2 separate regions of the Homo sapiens genome follow, and region 1 is linked to region 2. The links are chromatin loops, found by intact Hi-C in ENCODE. Cell type or tissue: PC-9. All regions are shown on one strand.

Region 1 (2,500 bases), 61 kb before region 2:
GTTGCAGTGAGCCGAGATCGCACCACTGCACTCCACCCTGGGTGACAGAGAGAGCAAGATTCTGTCTCAAAAAAAAAAGAGCCAAACTTTGAACTTCTTTTTTCTTTCTTTCTTTTTTTTTTCTATTTTGAGACAGGGTTTTGCTCTGTCGCCCAGGCTGGAGTGCAGTGGTGTGATCTCGGCTCACAGAACCCTTGAACTCCTTGCCTGGAGCAATCCTCCCTCCTCAGCCTCCAGAGTAGCTGGGATGACAGGCGCACCACTATGCCTGGTTAATTTTAAATTTTGTTGGCCAGGCGCGATGGCTCATGCCTGTAATCCCAGCACTTTGGGAGACCAAGGCGGGTGAGTCACCTGAGATCAGGAGTTCGAGACCAGCCTCACCAACGTGGTGAAACCCTTTCTCTACTAAAAAAAAAAAACAAAAACAAAATTAGCCAGGCATGGTGGCACGCACCCATAATCCCAGCTACTCGGGAGGCTGATGCAGGAGAATCGCTTGAACCCAGGAGGCGGAGGTTGCGGTGAGCCGGGATCGCACCACTGCACTCCAGTCTGGGCGAAAGAGCGAGACTCCGTCTCGACAAACAAACAAACAAACAAACAATAAATAAATAAATAAACCTTGTTTGTAGTGAAGAGGTCTCACTGGGTTACCCAGGCTAATCTTGAACTCCTGGCTTCAAGTGAGCTTCCCACCTCGGTCTCCCAAAGTGCTGAGATGACAGGTGTGAGCCGCTGCACCCGGCCTGAACTTCCTATCAGGTGCTCATTATGAGCCAGGATTGAGCTACAGAAAATGCGAGGGAGGGGAGACGGCCCCCAGGATGCCCCCAAACCGGTACTCTGCACCCCCTGGGCCCACATCTAAGGACGACAAGGCAGAGGCCTCAAATGCCAGGTCCTGTGGCTTTGTCCCCGGGGCGGTGGGGAGCCACGGGCAGAAGTAGGGCACCAGAGGAGATTGCTCTGCCAGGGCTGGGGCCAGAGCAAAGGGCCGGGGGCAGGGCAGGGGCGTTGGATCGTTGGATGGGGCTGCAAGGTGGGGAGGGCAGGTTGGGGCCATGTATTCATCCGAGATGAATTTCTCAGTGCCACCCAGGGCCAGGCCCCACTTGCAGGTGCCAGGGCCACTACAGAGAACAGACACACCCTGAGGGGGTCCCCAGGCCACGAAGAAGCCGGATGCTGGAGCAGCCTAGGACACAGACACCTTGGCCCTTCCCAGGCAGGCCCCTGCCACGTGAGTGCAGGGCAAGGGTCCCAGGAGGGGGAACGGGCTCCAGGCCCCACCATGGCTGCCCTGAGTGTACGCAGTGGTCAGCCCAGTGCTGATGTCACCTGTGTGGGGACTTCCTGGACCTTCACCTCGGATCCGCTGCCCGGCCCCGAGGGAAATTCCAGAGAAGCCAGGGCCGCTCCTGGCTGACTCATTCTAGGTGCCAGTAGCACGGGAGGGGCTGGGCAATGGAGGGCCTGGGGGCATTTGGAGAACTGTGAGGAGTCTGACCACCTCCTCTGAGGGCCAGTTTCTGCTGCGTCCCACGGGGACTTGGGGAAAACTTGGACTCCCCAGCCCCAGCCCTGGCATCATTTTTTTTTTTTTTTTGAGACAGAGTTTCACTCTTGTTGCCCAGGCATGGGTGCAGTGGTGCGATTTCGGCTCACTGCAACCTCAGCTTCCCGGGTTCAAGTGATTCTGTCGCCTCAGCCTCCCCAGTAGCTGGGATTACAGGCGCCTGCCACCGCGCCCGGCTAAATTTTGTATTTTTAGTACAGACAGGGTTTCGCCATGTTGGCCAGGCTGGTCTTGAACTCCTGACCTCAGGTGATCCACCCGCCTCAGCCTCCCAAAGTGCTGGGATGACAGGCGTGAGCCACAGTGCTCAGCCCAGGCCAGCATCTACAGGGCACAAGTGGGAATCTGGGTTCTAGGAGGTGAGAACTGGGGGGTGGGGGGTTGCAATGGGTGGAGAGTGCTTTCCCTTCCCTGCAGGCCTTCTCACGTCCACAGGGTTGCAAGCGGGACTGGCAGAGTTGAAACAAAAGTCAGGGAGCAGGGCTGGGCGCAGTGGCTCAAGCCTATAATCCCAGCACTTTGGGAAGCCGAGGGAGGCTGATCACCTGAGGTCAGGAGTTCGAGACCAGCCTGGCCAACATGGAGAAACCCCGTCTCTACAAAAAATACAAAAATTAGCCGGGCTTGGTGGCGGGTGCCTGTAATCCCAGCTACTCGGGAGGCTGAGGCTGGAGAATTGCTTGAACCTGGGAGGCGGAGGTTGCAGCGAGCCGAGGTCGCACCACTGCACTCCAGCCTGGGTGACAGAGCAAGACTCCATCTCAAAAAAACAAAAGAGGAGTGTGGGAACAAGTAGTGAAGATTTCCACCGTTCAAATCCCGCCACTCCCCCCCGGGGCTCTGTGACCTCAGGAAGGCACATGACCTCCCACACTTCAGTTTGCCCATCTATAAAATGAGGATAATCGTGGTACCTCCTTT
Region 2 (2,500 bases):
TGTAGGATGGTCGAAGCAAGAGATGTAAAACCACCCAGGCCCAGTGGTTCATGCCTGTAATCTCAGCACTTTGGGAGACTGAAGTGGGAGAATCGCTTAAGCCCAGGAGTTTGAGACTAGCCTTGGCAACATAGTGAGACCCTGTCTCTACAAAAAATAAAAAGAAACTGACCAGGCGAGGCTGGGTGCGGTGGCTCACACCTGTAATCCTAGCACTTTGGAAGGCCGGGGTGGGAGGGTCTCTTGAGCCCAGGAGTTTGAGACCAGCCTGGGCAACATAGTGAAATCCCATACTACAAAAAATTAGCTGGTTGTAGTGGTGCACACCTGTAGTCCCAGCTACTCGGGAGGCTGAAGCAAGAGGACCGCTTCAGCCGGGGAAGTCAAGGCTGCAGTGAGCCAAGATCATGCCACTGCACTTCAGCCTGAGCAACAAGAGTGAGACCCTGTGCCAAAAAAACCCCTCAAAAAACCATGTTGGGAGGGCTGATCAGATTAGGGGAGGAAGGTCATTTGTGCAGGAAAAAAAGCAGTTCTAAGCCTCACTGGTTTCCAGTGGTGGCCAGATTTGAACTCAGCTTGCCTTTGGCCCTGACCCCAGCTCAACCCATGGGTGGTGGGTCAGAGGGAGGGCCTCTGTCCCCAGGCAGTGCTTTTGGGGGTTCCTCCAGCTTCTAGTCCTTTCTTGCGGCCCCTGTTTTGTTCTTCTCTAGCAGTTGCCCGCCATGTTGGGCCCAGGGCCAGTCCTGTGGGTCTGTTTGCACACTCAGGACACAGACTTGGATGTTTGTGGAGCTCCTGGTTCACAGGGGGCTCTGGACTTGACCAGGGGAGTCCCTGAGGCTGTGCAGCCCTTTGGGGTCTCACGCCTTCCCCCCGCCCCATTCCCCCAGTGAGCAGCGGTTCCATCGCAGTGAACGCCGACTCTTCGGTGCAGTTGTTGGCCGAAGAGGCCGTGACGCTGGACATGTTGGACCTGGGGGTGAGTGTCAGAGGGGACCTGAGGCTCAGCAGGTTGGAGCTGTCCAGGCTGCGGGGGAGGGAGCGCTGGGGGACCAGGAGCCGGGCTGGGGTCGCTGCTGGCCCCTCACCGCCCCTCAACCCCTTGCAGGCAGCCAAGGCAAACTTGGAGAAGGCCCAGGCGGAGCTGGTGGGGACAGCTGACGAGGCCACGCGGGCAGAGATCCAGATCCGAATCGAGGCCAACGAGGCCCTGGTGAAGGCCCTGGAGTAGGCGGTGCGTACCCGGTGTCCCGAGGCCCGGCCAGGGGCTGGGCAGGGATGCCAGGTGGGCCCAGCCAGCTCCTGGGGTCCCGGCCACCTGGGGAAGCCGCGCCTGCCAAGGAGGCCACCAGAGGGCAGTGCAGGCTTCTGCCTGGGCCCCAGGCCCTGCCTGTGTTGAAAGCTCTGGGGACTGGGCCAGGGAAGCTCCTCCTCAGCTTTGAGCTGTGGCTGCCACCCATGGGGCTCTCCTTCCGCCTCTCAAGATCCCCCCAGCCTGACGGGCCGCTTACCATCCCCTCTGCCCTGCAGAGCCAGCCGCCAAGGTTGACCTCAGCTTCGGAGCCACCTCTGGATGAACTGCCCCCAGCCCCCGCCCCATTAAAGACCCGGAAGCCTGACTGTGTGCTCGGCTCTTGTTCCTCCACCTGGCCCGGTGAAGCCGGGAGCGTCCTGGGCCCCTGCTCACGTCCTCCATGTCCCTTGCAAATAGGGCCTTTGAGCTCCCCTGGACTATGTCCCTTAGGGCACCTGGAGGTCCGTAGGAAGCAGGCTCGAGGGGGTGGGTGGGGTGCAGCCAGGCGGGCAGGCTGCTGACCTTCACCCTACAACGGTGGGGAGGGTGAAGGTCACCAGTGATGGGGACATCGGTCAGGGAGGGGTGTCCCTGCTGCTCCTGGCGCCTCTGCCGAGTTCCTGGTCTCCAGGCCTTGACCCTGAGCCCTGCTGGCCCTTGGCCCTGCCCACCAGCCTCTGGAAAGAGGCGGGCCCCACCCGCTCCCACGCTGGCCCCGCCCTGTGCCAGCCGGTCCTGTGGGTGGCCCTGCCTGGCCGGGTGCCGAATCTGCAGTGTTTTTGGCACCTCCGTGGGCACCTAGGCTTCTGGGTTGGCCCCAGATGGAGTGGGGTGGGCCCAGGAGGGGGCGGCTCCCTGGCACTGCCCCGTTGGGCCTGCCTCTTCTCCTTTCCATAACCCTGGGGGCGGGCAACACTGGCTCCAGCTGGTGTGTGGACGGCGGGGGCTGGGGTCTCCTGACCTCCTCCCTTCCTTGGGACAGGGCCCTGTGCAGTGGGGTAGGCAGGGAATTCCAGGGGGGTGAGTGGGGAGGGTGGGCCTGCCTGTGTCACTGGAGCTGGGATGGTGACAGAGAGGCCGCCCCGGGCCTGTCAGCACGGACGGGCAGCTCACTCCCACGTCATGGCACTATGCGGGTGACTTGCCACAGCTTCACTTGAGGCGAGGTGCCGTTGGGGGCCTTGCGACTCTGAGGCCGCCGGT

The links. Hi-C counts contacts between places; a loop is a spot of excess contacts. Peaks named below come from ENCODE experiments on the same cell type or tissue, not always from the same donor. Only the 100,000 strongest peaks of a DNase experiment are listed, where the experiment ranks them.
Region 1: it touches region 2 in a loop (2.5-fold over the local background); 11 of 110 quality-filtered maps call a loop at or near these places.

The regions. Positions count from the first base shown.
Region 1 is chr19:1,182,628-1,185,127 of GRCh38, forward strand. No RefSeq gene overlaps it. Among named protein-coding and RNA genes, the nearest start is that of SBNO2, 9.6 kb to the left of the region's middle. RefSeq lists enhancers at 966-1,015, 1,266-1,465, 1,676-2,236, 2,237-2,500. In PC-9, no CTCF peak of the experiment used is centred here; a DNase peak (open chromatin) is centred at 1,414; H3K4me3 peaks cover 342 bases; H3K27ac peaks cover 2,500 bases.
Region 2 is chr19:1,243,204-1,245,703 of GRCh38, forward strand. ATP5F1D (ATP synthase F1 subunit delta) reads left to right here. Exons shown (of 4, transcript NM_001687.5): 3 at 894-982; 4 at 1,112-1,622. The coding sequence ends at 1,234. Among named protein-coding and RNA genes, the nearest start is that of ATP5F1D, 2.7 kb to the left of the region's middle. RefSeq lists a silencer at 1,125-1,284 and an enhancer at 1,485-1,644. In PC-9, a CTCF peak has its summit at 1,343 (motif pointing right); no DNase peak of the experiment used is centred here; H3K4me3 peaks cover 486 bases.